Regions from separate parts of the Mus musculus genome. Here region 2 is linked to region 1. Evidence: chromatin loops called from intact Hi-C (ENCODE). Cell type or tissue: left cerebral cortex. All regions are shown on one strand.

The links. A loop is a pair of places that touch in the nucleus more often than their neighbours do. Peaks named below come from ENCODE experiments on the same cell type or tissue, not always from the same donor. Only the 100,000 strongest peaks of a DNase experiment are listed, where the experiment ranks them.
Region 2: it touches region 1 in a loop (4-fold over the local background); 1 of 42 quality-filtered maps calls a loop at or near these places.

The regions. Positions count from the first base shown.
Region 1 is chr19:37,372,691-37,380,690 of GRCm38, forward strand. It overlaps Kif11 (kinesin family member 11), which reads left to right and starts at 3,692. Exons shown (of 22, transcript NM_010615.2): 1 at 3,692-3,977. The coding sequence starts at 3,904. In left cerebral cortex, a CTCF peak has its summit at 3,648; a DNase peak (open chromatin) is centred at 3,537; H3K4me3 peaks cover 1,806 bases; H3K27ac peaks cover 944 bases.
Region 2 is chr19:37,306,187-37,314,186 of GRCm38, forward strand. Ide (insulin degrading enzyme) reads right to left here. Exons shown (of 25, transcript NM_031156.4): 8 at 7,794-7,886; 9 at 7,324-7,415; 10 at 5,897-5,977; 11 at 3,602-3,705. Among named protein-coding and RNA genes, the nearest start is that of Ide, 24 kb to the right of the region's middle. In left cerebral cortex, a CTCF peak has its summit at 4,147 (motif pointing left); DNase peaks (open chromatin) are centred at 340, 4,113 and 5,436; H3K27ac peaks cover 283 bases.

The sequences.
Region 1 (8,000 bases):
GTTGACTACAGAGGCCAGAAGAGAAGATCAGATCCCCTGGGACTGCAATCTCAAAGAGTTGTAAGCCACTAAGTAGGTACAGGGAACAGAACGTGGGTCCTCTGGAAAAGCAAGGTCTCAAATACTGCAGGCTGTTCTTGACTCTGATGTAGCCAAAGCTGACCTTGAACTCCTGATCCTCCTGCCTCCACCTCCTGAGTGGTGGAACTTACAGCCTAAGCACCAAGCCTAGCTCAAGATTTTCCTTCTTTGTGGACCTGAGGAGATGGATCAGTAGTTAAAGAAAACTAGCTGCACTTCTACTGCCTCCACCTCAAAAGTACTGGGATTATAGGTGTGTGCCAATATACTCAGCCTTTAGGATTTTTTTCTTTTTTTCAGTACCAGGGATCAAGAGCAAGGTCTCAAGCATACTGACCCAATGCTGTGCTACTGAGCCTGTATTTGAAATTTTTAGCTATTTTCTTGAATTCCTTGCCACAATCAAAAAGATTGTACAGAGACACTGTTTTGATACTTATGAAGGAGAAAGACATTTTTTCCTTTTCTTTGCTTCTTTCTTTAAAAAAAAAATTATCTGCTAGGCACTTAATCCTCTAATGATTCTAACAATAAAACAGGAACCCTGAAAAAAATTAAAATTACACACACACACACACACACACACACACACCATGTTTAAGGGTTGAGAATGCTTGTTAACGGTACAGTACCTTCCTGGCATACATAAAGCCTTAGGTTGGATCCTCAGGGCTTCCTAATGCTTTCCCAGGAGATTGATGCTGGCACAGGGACAGGCTGAAACTCTGCTGTCCAGAGCTCTCCCCCAGGAAAAGGCATCATCTTTCAGTTTGGGTAATTTATCTTACAGCTCAACCTATATAGATATGCTTCTGGGCGTCGCTTTCCATTACTCTTGCAGTTCTGGCTCAGAGGGGAAATAAATGAATTTCTTTGCACCAACTCTTGTTTGCAGGGCTTTGTGTATGTGTGTGTGTCTGTGCATTTAGCAAGCAGCAGACCTGGTAAGTCAGATAATGATAATTTTTATTATCTCCATTTTACTACAAGGAAACCCAAACTGTGAAATGTTAAGTATTTTCCTTCAGGTACCAAGGATATATTTACTTTGTCTGTAAATATATATAAATGTCTTACAAGAGACTGGAAAACCAGCGAGGGGTGTAGATGGTAGAGTGCTGGTCTAGCACAAAGAAGCCTTGGGTCTGATGCCCAGTCCAGTATAAATAGGTATGGTGGTAAACACCTGTGATCTCAGCACGGGGGAGGTGGACGCAGTATGATCAAAGCCATCCTCAGCTAGCCAGTGAGCTGGAGGCTAGCCTGAGCTACATAAAACCCATCTCAAAAAACCCCAAAACAATGTGAAGAAGGACCCAGATGAAGTTTACACTCAGGTAGGAAAAAAAAAAAAACCACAACATAATTATAAAGTGTAGTGTTAAAGAAGCAAATAGCAAGTTCCTTTAGACAGGATGGTCAAGTTTTGTTTTTTCTAGGGTCTCTTGTAGTCCAGCCTGGCTTGAATTTGCTAATCCAAACCCTGAGACTGAGATTACAAGCTTGTTCAACCAACCCAGTAAAAAACAAACAAACAAACAAACAACCCCACCAAGCCATGGGGGCTGGTGAGATGGCTCAGTGGTTAACAGCACTGACTGCTCTTCCAAAGGTGCTGAGTTCAAATCCCAGCAACCACATGGTGGCTCACAATCACCCGTAATGAGATCTGACGCTCTCTTCTGGTGCGTCTGAAGTCAGCTACAGTGTACTTATGTGTAATAATAAATACATAAAAACAAAACAAAAAAACCACCCAAACAAACAAAACAGTCTTTAAAAACCAGAAACTGACAGAAAAATGAGAATGAGGAAGGCATCCAAAGTGCCAATGGACTAGAGTTCCACTGAGGCGCTGGCACTCGTAGTACAAGGGGAGACAGAGAACAGGGTAAACACCACCTTAGAATAGTGGTCTGCATGAATGACCCTTTCACAGGGGCCAAGCAAGCCCATCGGAAAACACAGGAATGGTAAGACCTTTTGCATCTAATTCCAAAAGATTAAAAAAAAAAAAAAAAAAAAAAAAAAAGACAAAAAGACAAAAATCATGGGATGCAGCACTCGGGAGGCAGAGGCAAGTGGATTTCTGAGTTCGAGGCCAGCCTGGTCTACAGAGTGAGTTCCAGGACAGCCAGGGCAATACAGAGAAACCCTGTCTCGAAAAAAAAAAAAAAAAAAAACCCAAAAAAACCAACAACAACAAAAAAAATCATGGGCTGGAGAGATGGATAAGAGCTGTTAAGAGCACTTCCTGTTCTTCCACAGGACCTGAATTCAGGTCCTAGCGCCCACTGTAGGTGGTTCACAACTGACTTTTTAACTACAGTTCCAGGGCATTCAATGCCATCTTCTGTCCAAGGGCACCACCACACACTTGGAGGACACACACACAGACACACTACCCCACACATAAATAAATAATCTTAAGCCACACCCCTCAAAAAAAAAAAAAAAAAAAAGCAAACAAGAAACCAGCCAGGACTGGTAGCTCATTCTTTCAATACCAGTATGCAGAAGGCAGGAAGATCATTGAGGATTCTCACAGGGCCAGCCTTGTGTTCAGAAAGATATCTTGTTTAAAACAAACGAATAAATAGCAAATGATGGACATAACACAGTTTGATACTAAACTGGAAATGTATGAAATGGACGCTTGAACTCCTGATCTTTCTGCCTCTGTCCCTATATGTGTTTGGTTTGCTTTTTAAAGGATATTTGCTGAGTGAATGCAGTAGCAGGGAGGAGAAAAAAAGGGTAGCAGTAGGAACATCGAAGGAAGTCATTCAGGGACGAGATTCAAAGTCTTGGAGGAAGGTGATTGCAGAGGAAGGGTCTGGTTAAAAACACGTGTTGAAGTGAGAAAGACTGGCCGGAGGCAAGGGTATAAAGATGTTCAATATGTTCACTTTGTGGGACATTTTGAGATAGCAGTGAGTCTCTGGGGCTAGCTTTTGTTTTGTTTTTGTTTGTTTGTTTTTGGAGACAGCGTTTCTCTGTGCAACCAGCCCTGGCCGTCCTGGCCTCGCTTTATAGATCAGGCTGGTCTGGAACTCGGAGAGCTCCTCTGCCACTCCTGCCTCCGAGAGTAGTTTACCAGTAGACAGTTGGCTTTGCTTAATCCAGAGGACCAGGGATCTGGAGTGCGGAAGGCGGGTATTTGGCGAGGTCGGCGGCGCTTTCTCTGATCCTCGCTAAGTTACATCGGAGAGGCTAAACCGCATTTAAGATCCCGCGAAACAGAAAAAGCAGCTCCGGAAACCCGATGAGGCGGAGGACTCGGCTTTTCTGTTTCCCCGGTCCCCACCTACACCTTAAACGGCCGAGTTGTTCGTCACCTCTCTACGGAAAGCGAGAAGCCTCGGAGGGCGGTAAGGACCCAGCGAATGCGGCGATGTAGGCGTCCCAGGCCCCAGAAGCCCGCCAGCGGCAGCACTGAAAGCTTGCACAGTGAACTTCGGACTACAGGAGCCAGCCTGCACCGCCATCCATTTCTTCGGGTCACGCCCCGTCGTCACCACAGTGACGACACGGCGTCCCATGATGCCTCGCGTGCCGCTCTGCTATTGGTCCGGTCAGTCGTCTCCATTTTTCAAAATTGAGGCGCGGAATCGTTGCTGATTTCGGAGCAGAGGAGGAGGTTCGTCCTGTCCGGCTTTTGCGGGGCGGCGGCCACGGCCAAGAGGCCTGCGTGGACCTCGGGGACGCCGAGCTGCGAGTCTCGGTCCTCGTGGCCTTGGCAGCACCGGGTGAGGAGAGGCTGCTCCCGGTTCTCACTGTGTCTGAGTCTCCGCTAGGCCGGCAGGTTTTGGCTCGACCGTCATGGCGTCCCAGCCGAGTTCTTTGAAGAAGAAAGAGGAAAAGGGCAGGAACATCCAGGTGGTGGTGAGATGCAGGTAAGGAGAGGCTGGGACGAGTCCGGACGCGGAGGCTTAGCTTTTGGGCTAGCCGTTCCGGAGAGCGATTTGTTTACCTTTCTGAAGGACACCAAGTCATCGGTTTCTGGGGCTCCCCGTGTTTTGTTCGGTAAACATGCTACCACGTTTAGTTCTAAATTAGGGTTTGTCTCGGGGGGGGGGGGGATGTTGGTGTTGGTTAAAGTTAAGCTGCAGTCACAAAGAATTTGATGGTTGCTCTTCGCTGAAAAGTGCGTTCCCTTTTAAAAGCCAATGTCGCCGAAAATTTAGCTGTCATTGCTCTGTGCTACCCCGTCCGAGTTGTCAGTTTGGGAATAAAGCTTCCTACTTACTTTGCATGTAGTTTGGCGCTCACCTTGGGGTTATTTCCACTTCGGAAAGACTAATAGTTCTTTATTCTGTGTGTTTGGTCCAATAGATGAAAGTAGGTTTGCTTTTAAAAGGGAACGCACTTTTCAGCGAAGAGCAACCATCAAATTCACCTCTAATAACCAAGTAGACATTGCTGAATTTAAGCTAAGCTGTAAAATGAGTTTATGAAACTCACGAGCTAATGAAAGTACATGGCTAAGGTGCAGCATCTTTTCTCTTTCTCATTTTTCTTCTTCTTCTTTTTTTTTTTTTTGGTTTTTCGAGACAGGGTTTCTCTCTCCTTCTTTCTTTCTTTCTTTCTTTCTTTCTTTCTTTTATCTGCCTTTGTTCATTGACCAAAAGACAAAATTGAGAGGAGGGAGGGTGTGGGGTTCAGCTCTCCCCGACTGACATCCAAATAACTTACCCAGAGTTTTTAATTTTTTTGAATTTTTGTGATGTTACCGAGGTTGGTCTGGAACTATATGTTAGCGTACTTTACTGTCTCAGCCTCTCGGTCGTTTAGCTGGGATTGCTGGGTGACAAGTGTGTGCCACTGTGTCTGCCTTTTTTTTTTTTTTCCTGAGACTGGCCTCAAACTCCGACTAGCTCCCTGCCTTAGTTCTGAGTTCTGGAGTTATAAGCAATTCAAGTTTCAGCTACCAGACCCAAGTTTTTAAACTAGGTGACGTGTGTGTGTGTGTGTGTGTGTGTGTGTGTGTGTGTGTGTGTGTGAGCAACTCTAGGCTTGCCAAAGATACTTAATTGCTGAACTCTGGAGTTTTAGTTACTTAATTTGGAACTTTCATTTTAATCAACAGGAAAGCAGACACACTTAAGAATTTAGGAAAAAAAAAATTAGGCAGATTTAGGCAGGCAGTTGTGGGGCACACCTCTAATCCCAGCATGTTTTACAGATCGAGTTTCAAGACAACCAGGGCTACAAAGAGAAACTCTGCCTCAAAAAATTTTTATTTTTAATAATGGGTATATATTCAGGTGTTTGCACACATACGTGAGTGCTTGTGGAGAGCAGAAGAGAGCACCACCTCTAAGGCCAGAGTTACAGGTGGTTGTGAGTCACCCCCAGGTGTGGGGGCTAGAAACAGAACTCAAGGTCTCTAGAAGAACAAGAAGTGTTCTTACCCTAAGCTACCCAACAAATGCACTTTTTTTTACAATTTTTTTGCAGTATTATTATTATTAGTCAATATTGCCTTTTCTGTGTGCTATTATTTCCTTTGTTACTTACAAAGTGTTTGAGTCATAAAAAGTTACAAAGAACACTGACGGTGGGGGTGTGATGGTACAAGCCTTTAATCCCAGTATTTATCCCTCAAAGTAAGAAATAAAACATCTCATGTGTCCATACTGTCCTCCTACATTTCAAGGCTGGCCTTAAGAGAATTTTTTTTAAACATTTTTTTACCAGTGAAAACGTTTACACGTGTCTGTTATGTACAATAGTTTAGGCATAGGTTTTTCTTTTTCTTGTTTGGTTAGTCTTTTCTCTATTAAGTAGTGTTCCTGGCGCCAGTCTCATTAAGCTTTTTTTTTTTTTAAAGATTTATTATTTATTATATGTAAGTACACTGTAGCTGTCTTCAGACACTCAAGAAGAGGGAGTCAGATCTCGTTACGGATGGTTGTGAGGCACCATGTGGTTGCTGGGATTTGAACTCCGGACCTTCGGAAGAGCAGTCGGGTGCTCTTATCCACTGAGCCATCTCACCAGCCCCTCATTAAGCTTTAATAAGCAATAAATGAGGCTTTCTTAGGATGTTGTACGTTAGATCCTCATCGTCTTGTGTTTGGTGGCAGGGTCTCACTATGTAGCGTTCTGCCTCCCCTGCAACTCATCTGCACCCAGGCTTGAAGTCCTGCAGTCAGTGCTCCTGTGGCAGCCTCCTGAGCCTTAGAAGTGTGAGCCACCATGCCTGATTTTTGATGCTGTTGCCTGTGCCTTTGGTATCTGATCCAGGGAATCGTTGCTAAAGCCAAAGCTGCCAGGCTTTTTCTTCTTTGTTTCTCTAAGTTTTATGGTGTTACGTCTTAGGTGCAAGTTTTTGGTCCTCTTTATGTGATGTTAAGTGAGACATTCGGCTTCATTGTGTAGGATACCCAGTTTTCTGTCACCATGTTACAGAGATTACTGAATGGTTTGGCTCATTTGTCTAAAATCATTTGCCCATATAGGAGAGGGTTTATTTATGAGCACTCAATCCCACTGGTCTGTGTCTGTCTGTTCCAGTCTCGTTTATCGTATAGTTTTGACTGCTTACACCTTTAGAATAAATTTTAAAATCAAGAAGTGTGAGTTCTCCCTGTCTCAAAAAAAAAAAAAAAAAAAACCAAAACCAAAACAAAACAAAAAAAAAAGTGTGAGTCCTGAAGATGTGTTGTTTTTGTTTGTTTGTTTGTTTTTCATGACAGGGTTTCTCTGTATAGCCCTGGCTGTCCTGGAACTCACTCCGTAGACCAGGCTGGCCTCGAACTCAGAAATCTGCTTGCCTCTGCCTCCCAAGTGCTGGGATTAAAGGCATGTGCCACCACCGCCCAGCTGTCTATATGTTAATTTTAAATCTTATATGTGTGTATAATGTGTATGTCAGTGCCAGCATTCATGTGCTGCAGGGGGTGGTGTGTGTGTGTGTGTGTGTGTGTGTGTGTGTGTGTGTAGACCGGCAGAGAAATCTGGGGAGTCTGCTCATTTTAAATCGTGTCCTCAGACTTGACCCAGGGATTGCTTTTACCGCCTTACCCTGCTCACCTGCCCTAACCTGGATACTTTGTTGAGTTTATTATTTATTTTAAAGTTTTTAATGCAAGGATTTATTTTCGTTTATGTGTAATTACGTGCCTGTATGGATGAAGTCAGAAGAGCGCATGGGTCACTTAGAGCTAGAGTTGTGTATAATAGTATTTTGGTAGTGATGGTGGGGATTGCCACACTTCCTTTTGTTTCCAGTTATCTCTGGGTTTTTTTTACACCCACTTTATCCTGTTTAGCTTTTGACTAAAACACACAGAGACCTGGAATTTTTATTAAGAACCTGTTGGCGGGCTGGAGAGATGGCTCAGCGGCTAAGAGCACTGACTGCTATTCCAAAGGTCCTGAGTCAAATCCCAGCAATCATATGGTGCCTCACAACCATCTGTAATGGGATCTGATGCCCTCTTCTGGTGTGTCTGAAGACAGCCTCAGTGGACTCATATACATAAAATAAATAAAATCCTTTAAAAAAAAAAAAAAAGAACCTGTTGGCAATGTGCTTGGCAGGTTCTGAGCTATTCAGCCTGACTTGGCTGCTAACATCCAGATAAATGCCCCTTTTCTTGCCATCTGTATCTTGCTCTGGCTTGCTCTGCTCCACGTGTACTCTTGGCCAATCCTCTTGGTGTCCCACACGTTGGTCTCTCTACACCTTTCTTCTTTTCTTTTCTCCTTCTCCTCCTTTTCCTCCTCCTCCTCCTTTCCCTCCTCTTCTTCCTCCTCCTCCCCCCTCCCCTCTCTCCCTCCTCCCTCAATCTCTCCCTCCCTGGGATCCTATGCCTCACTTCTACTGTCTTCTCCTGCCCCACCATAGGCTGACTAGCTGTTTATTAACAAATCAGAGATGATGAAAAACAACTTTTACATAACATTGAGAC
Region 2 (8,000 bases), 67 kb before region 1:
TTACATTTCCACCAGCACACCCAACCCCGCACTGGGACAAAGCCCATTTGAACCTTTTAGGTTGAGGAATTCTAGACAATTAGCTTGGCTGAGTTAGCATAGTCAGTTGGTTCTGTTTCTGTCTCACAGTCCACATCAATAACTAGGTCTGCATCAGCATTGGCTCGCTCTATTGGTTCCCCCAGGCTGACTGGAGCCTCTGAATGCTGCCCTCACAGTCGAATGCCTAGTGCTGCCATCAACACACTCATCTGCTCAATCCCACCCACTGTCAGAATCTCCAATTCTCTTTCCATTTTCATGTGTCAAGTGTATGTGTGTGTAGGGGGAGGTGGTGATGTGTGCATGTGGTAGTCCTAGGTGATGCTGTAAATTGTCCTCAATACTTTTCCACTCTACTCACTAAGGCAGGCTCTCTCAAGCAAACCCAGAGCTCGCCAATACTGTTAGTCTCCCTAGTGAGATTGCCTAGAGATTCCATCTCTTCCTTCCAAGACTGGAATTGCAAGTGGGCCTCCAAGGCCATCTGTCACTTACATGGTTCTAGCAAGCACTTTAACCACTAAGCCAGAAAACAGGCTCTGAGTGGATTCATCATGAATAACAAGTCGCAAATTAATATAATTATTTATGACTTATACTAGGGACCCAGCAAAGACACTCTTGCTGCACCTTGACAGAGTTTGATAAAGACACTGACTGGTCGGGCATAAGAAAGTGAGTTCTGAGGATAAACTAGAACAGGCGCACCCACAGACCAGCAAACAGTATCAGCACTGAAAAGAAACATCTCTACCTTAGAGTTAAAGAGCTCCCTCCTTGGATGGAAACTCCTTAGGTTGTACAGCATAACAGTAGCACACTGATGGGCCGAGTTAAATAACCTCTCCCGGTCTTTTCACTCTGAGCCTTTCCTTCCCTGGTTGCAATATTAAACTTGTCTCAGTGGGATTTAAAAAGTAAAATGTGAGCAGGGCAGTGGTGGCGCACGCCTTTAATCCCGGCACTTGGGAGTCGGAGGCAGGTGGATTTCTGAGTTCGAGGCCAGTCTGGTCTACAGAGTGAGTTCCAGGACAGCCAGGGCTACATACAGACACCTTGTCTTAAAAAACAAAAACAAAAACAAAAACAAAAAAACTACATGTACCTTTAAGCAACACAGTTCTTGCCTGGCAGCTGGCAAGATTACCACAGGCTGTTCTGCACTTCCTTAGTGAGCGGCCCCAGTTACAGTGACAGCAATCACAGATCTAAGCCTCTATAGGAAAAACACTTTTCTTTAAAGTGACAGTAAGCAGAAAAAGAGAGTCTTAAAGTCTAATTGCACAAGATAGCAAATTTAGAAACAGCAATTTAATCACACGTAAGCATGGGCTCCGGCACACGCACTCCCCAAAATGACTGACTTTAAGCAGCAAAGATTACTATTTAAATCATGATTTCTCAAGGGTGTGCGTGTGTTTGAAACATGTCATGTATGTGGGTACATGTTACATTGTGCATGTATGGAAGGTCTGAGAGAAACTTTGGAGAGTCACCGCAATGTGGGTTCTAGGGTTCAAATCAGGTCGCCAGGCGTGCACGGCAGGCATGCTTACTTGCTGATACACTGTGGGGTCCTGCTATATATATAGCCCATGCTCAAATAGACCTCAAATTCACTATATATCCCAGGCTGATCTCAAACTTGCCACCATACCCAGATGTCTTGTAGTTTCTGTGTGGAGGTCTTGTTCACTTTTAGTTAAATGCCTAAGTATTTTATGGTTTTGTTGTTTTTAATAAATATTTTAACTTCCCCATTTTCTGTGTTGCAATATACAGAACTGCAGTGGAGTTCGGGAGTTTGGCCTCATAGCCCACACCTCCTGCTATATCAGTTACAGCATCTGATTCACGCAAACTCTACCTCTTCTCCATCTAGGAATGAGCAGCTTCAGCTATATTAGTATTTAATTGTCAACTTTATTATTCAAAAAAGCAAAGTTCCTGACTTTTTTATTCTTTAGTATTTAAGTGAATTATCTGCAGCTGTAGGCATATAAGTAACTAGGCCATATATCTTAGCTTCTTTAACAACTAGTTTTTGAGTAAGATTTTCCGGATTACAATCAGCATTGAGTAACTGAGGATTAGACAACAACCATGGACTTACAATACTGGTACAAGACAGAGGCAGGCGTGGCGGGCACACCTGTGATCTCAGTGCCTGAAGATGAAGGCAGGAGACACAGGAGTCCAGGCTTATCCTCATGGCCAGCCTGGACCATGAGAGTCTTAAAAGACTGTAATTCTGAGTCTTAGGAGGGAGAGATGGGAGGAGCCATGAAGCTTTGAAGCCAGTCTGATTTACGTAGCAATTTATAGGCCAGTGAGGCTATAAAATGAGGACACACCCCCCCTTCAAAATACAGAACTTGGGCTGGAGAGATGGCCCAGTGGCTAAGGGCACTTGGAATTCTTCCAGGAGACTTAAACTCAGCTCCCAGCACCCACACTGGGTGACTAACAACCACCTGTAATGCCAGCTCCAAGAAACCTAATTCCCTCTGATTTCTAAGGGCATCCCACACATGGGGCACACAGCACTCAAAGACACAATTAATTGAATCAAAATAGATCTTACAAACAAACAAAGAAATTGAACACAAGATAGACTATAATTTGTTGTGATTGGATACATAAAACAGATTTAATTTCTGTACGATCTCATAACTTATTTTCACTGGGAAAGATTTCTAAACTTTGACCCTTAATGTATTTTTTTAAACAAAAAGTAAGGCATTTAATACTTTTATATTGATAAGGCATTTAATACTTAGCACTTAACATAGTCTGATAATAATCCATACTAATCTGAACGTTTTCCCCATTTCGTCACTAAATAAAATGCTCTAAATCCTCGCTCCAGATGGACAGTGTCAGCTGTGCTGGGTGAGAGGACACCTGGCCTGTGTCCATGGCTGTATTACTCTCGCCTGGTAATTTATCTGCTATGAGAGGCCAAGACTATAGGAAATCTGAGTTTGAACTGGTTTGTTTTTTTTTTCTCTTATGTATTTCTACCCCTGGACTTTATAGAGGGTGGAGGAGGGAGCTGGGCTGCAGCTGAGACTGATCGTGGACTGAGGGCGGGCGGCTGAAGCTTGCTGTTGTCATTATGCTCCTCTCTACTTGTGCAATCAACTTTTTTGTTTGTGATATTCTGAGAGAAGGTTTTATTATGTAACCCAGGTTAGCCTCAAACTCCCTATGTAACTGAGGCTAGCCTTGAATGTTTGCTTGCCAAGTGCTGGAGTGATGGGTGAGCACCATCATAAGAGGCTTGTCATCATACCTGACCTAAAAACTTCACGGGCCTAGCTTGGTGGCGCACACCTTTAGTCCCGGCACTCTGAAAACAGAAGCAGGCACATTTTTGTGAGATTTAGGCCAGCTTGAAATACATAGTGACCGCCAGGTCACCCAAGGCTACATAGTGAGATCCTGCCTCAAAAATAAATAAGTACATAGACATAAAAGTGTTTTATTCACAATTGTAAATTTTTAGATTCTAACCGTGAGAAAAATTCAGTGACAGTAAAAGCTGCCGATGACTTACCGCACATTTTCTGGTCTGAGTTTATCAAGAACCATGTCTATCAAGTCGGGTCTAAATTCCTCCAATAGATATTCAGCTGTGAGCACTCCATTTAGGGGATAATACTTTGAAAAAGTAAAGTATAAACAATTAACACTTGAAGGCTATCAGTGTATTAACATAAGCAGATATAGACTATAGTAATATAACACGTTTATTATTTTATATACCCCGTTTTAGCAAGGTTCTGTTCTCTCACACCTTTCTCTTCAGCAGGGCCCTGTGCATCCTAGGTGGACACGCTCCATCATTAAGTCTCACACACGATGGTTCTGCTGAGTACATAGCCAATCTTGGCATCTATTCACATTACTGAGACTGGGAAGGGGAAGTAGGCTCTGATTCTGTAGCCCAGGCTATCCTGGAACTCACAATCCTGCCTCAGCCCCTACAAGCCTGAGCTATCACCACAGCTCCCTCTCACATTTCCTTTGAAGAAAACCTACAATTTACCTGATTAAATACTGACACTTGCAAATGAGAAACTGACAATGAAATACTGACACCTAGAGGCTTTTGTAATATACAGTGCACGAGCTTTTATAAACTGTATTCTCTCAAATTTCGAGAAATGAAATCAAACACTTACAAAGGCGTAGAAAGAAGTGGATTATATCTGGCTCCTGTATAAAACTACTGTATAAGTTTTTGTCATTGCTTTAGTAAAAGTAATTTCTAAACTTGTGCGTTGGACTGACTCTTCATGAAAACGTTAGTACGCGGCTTTTCTAGATATTGCTTCAGGTACCGAGGGCAAAGGGTAGAGAGACACATGAAGTCCTGACCTCCAGGAACATGGATTGTTAACTGGCACAATAAGCAGCTGGATCAATATATACAATAAATACAATAGGTACCGTGAAGGAAATAAGGGGAGCAGAGGCAGGGGCATTGCTTCAGTTTGGAAGGCCAGGGAAGGTCTTCCTGAAAGCCATCTAGGATAAGGAGATGCAAACACCAGAGACGTAGTCCACTTACAGTCAACAGCAAGTGCAAAAGGCACAGCCAGGTCTGATGGTGCAGGCCTGTCCAACAGCCAATGAGGAGACTGAGGCAGGGGGACTGCAGTTCAAGGCCTTCCAGAGCTACAAAATGAGCTCAAGACTTGAGCAACTCAGTGAGAGTGTTTCCCAACAACAGAAACAGAGAACGAGGCCTGGGGATGTAGCTCAGCAGTACAGCCCACCAACCCTGTGAGAGGCACGGGGTCAGTCACTACTGCTATTGAAGGGAGGATGGTATGATTAATGTGTGGAAATTAGACAGAAAGCTGTTACAGCTAGAGCAACATGGAACTGGAAAGGGGGGCCTGTGGAGTGGCTAGGAATGTGGCCAGGGAGCACAGCACATCTCAGACTTCCTCGTAGGCCAAGGATGCTCTGGATTTTACAACACTAAGGGAAAACCATCAGAGAATTTTGAGCAGATGAATAAAACAACCTGGGTTTAGTTTTCAAAAACCACTGAGGGGCTGGAAGTATAGCTTAATTTTAGACTGCTACCTAGTATTCATAAGGCCTTGAGTTTGATCCCAACACCAGAAAATAAATAATTTTAAGGTATATGCCTTTAAAAAAATCGTTTAAGCTAGAAAAGCAAGCTATCATGGAGAACAAAATTGAAAACAGAGGTAGGAGACTGTGACAGAGCCACCAGTTAAGAGTAGCTCAAAGTAACGCAGTAACAAGGGATACGGGGAAAATAGATGATATAAAATGTTCACAGAGGGAGCACTTGACAGATGCTGGAGAACTGAAAAACACAGCCGATAAGCCAAACACCCACTGTGGTGGTGTGAATGAAAATGGCCGCCCACACAGGCCCATAGGAAGTAGCACTATTGAGAGGTGTGGCCTGGTGAGGAAGTGTGTAAATGGCGGTGGGCTTTGAGGTTTCAAATGCTCAAGCTAGGCCCAGGATATCAATAATGGACTAAACAAGCCTCTGAACTGTAAGCCAGCCCCAATTAAATTGTTTCTTTCATAAGAGTTGCGGTAATAAATACAGCGATAAAACTGTGGCTTCACAGCTATACAACTGTAACTAACACAGCCCACGTGATAAAAATACTACAGAAAGTCATTTTTAGGATAAGGAGCAGTAACATTCCAAATGTGTCTCATCATCAAAAGTTGCCCAGTGCTAAAATGTCTCAAGTTTTGTGAGTCCCAATTTGTATCATTAGTGTAGCACTGAAAGTAACATGGAGGAGCTAAAAGATTCCACACCCCACTGTGGACAAGAAAATCAACTTACGTGCAACTTTCCTGCAATCTTGGACGTATAGCCTCGTGGTCTCTCTTTATCTTTAAATCTGAAAGCAACAGCATTCAAGTCCTAGGACAGAACGGTAACCAAGTAGACATAAGTCAATTATTGAGAAATATATTTTTAGTGCTTTGTTTGAACTATAGGCTGCGTACTCCAATTTTATCAACATTACACTTATGAAAACTGGCAGTAGCTGATTTAAGAATGCATAAGACATGGAAAAACATAAATTAAAACTTATCAACAGAGGCTTAAAATAAGTAAACAATCCTAAAAAAAAATAAACAGGTAATGTGAAAGGTGCCATGCCTGGGCATGAGGCACATGTTTGGAATTCCAGCACGTTGGAGGGTGGAGCAGGAGGGTCAGAAGTTAGGCTGGCCTGGACGGCACAGCAAAAGACTATGTTTTGTATGTTTTTTAAAAAAAGGTTCTACTGCCTAAATTACTGAAACAACTAGTCAGGGAATCAGAAAGCTGTGAAAGATCCTTGTGAAATCTGAAACTTCCAGGAAGATTTCCACAAGGTATAATTACACTTTAAATATCTGCAGAATGTAAAGGCTACTGCTTGGGCTGGGTGGGAATATAGCTCTGTGCTAGGGTACTTGCCTTACACACAGCAAGTCTAGCGCTGGATCCTCAGCACCAGTGGGCAAAAGCTACCCAATCCAAAGACATGTCAGAATTTTAAAATTTAAGACAGCCAGGCTGGTGTCTCGTGCCCTTTAGTCTCAACACTCTGGAGGCAGAGACAGGTGGATCTCTGGGTTCAAGGCCTGCCTGGTCTACAAAGCTAGTTCCAGGACAGCAAGGGCTGCACAGAGAAACCCTGTCTCAAAAAATAAAAACAAGTAATAAATAAGAATAAATAAAAGTTTGAAAGACAAACACTTTGTGTTTTATATATATTTTTTAAAGAAGCCAGCTATGATGGTTTAAGCCTTTAATACCAGCACTAGGGAGGAAGAGGCAGGTAGAGAGAGCTCTGTGGATTATATAGTAAGATATAAGCTGTCACAGAAAAGGGGTAGGGGTGGGGTTTTCTATGCATACAGTAAAATCACTTTGAAGAACACAATTATCATACATGAAACAATTTGCTTCTTTTAGACTTTGATCACCGGATCTAAGATGAACAGATCTTATGCAGCTTTGGGCAGGAGGGGACAAAAGCCCTGTAAGGTGCTAGCTTTCCTCCTCAAGAGCAACACGACACCTCAGCCCCTAACTCGTGCCCTAACTAACAAATCAGACAGCAACGAAGCCTGAGTTAATACAACTATGCATTGCAACATTTTAGACTTTAATTAGGGAAAAGCCCGAAGTTTAACTGGGCCTTAAATTAGTTTACGTATGTCTGCTTTTGGAAAATAGATTTCTTAAGAAAAATTTTGGTGAAACAAAAGTACCTTGCACTCTTGGAAAACCCATTCTTGAGGTCCTTCTGCACGTAGCTTCTGAATGTATTGAAACATGTGCAAAATTATATCTTCAACGTGCACTGGAAAAAAGGGGCACACTTAAAAACCATTCAGTCCTTGCAGCCTTCAAGCACGGGCTCACTCCTAAGCCTAGTTGGGTTAAACGGAGACAGTCCCTTCTAGAACAAGGAGTCCTCATCTCCGTGAGCCTGGCTTGAGATGTCCCACACACAGCCCTCTGGACTCGGGGACATGTGACAGAACAGACATTGGGGCAGTAAATGAAAAGCCACATATACATTTTACATAAAACCAACTGTTAAGGGGCAAGGGTTATGACAAACAAAGGCCAGGTTACATGTGAAAAATACACTGGATCAAGCATGTGAATTAAATAACGTGTTACAGCTTCTTCCTCCAGCATGAGAAATTAAAAAATAAATGCAATTAATACTTACATAACCCTTCTTCAGTTAAGTCCACATTAATGATAAAAAACATAAAACCTCGGGCTCCTTCCTTCTGTCCACCAACCAGGGTATTCACCCAGCCTGCAATATTCAAAGAAAAGGACAATATAATTAAATGTGTGGCTTTTCTTTTCTTTTTTCTTTTTTTCAAGTATTTATTACTATGTGTGCATGGAGTATGTGTGTGGTACACAC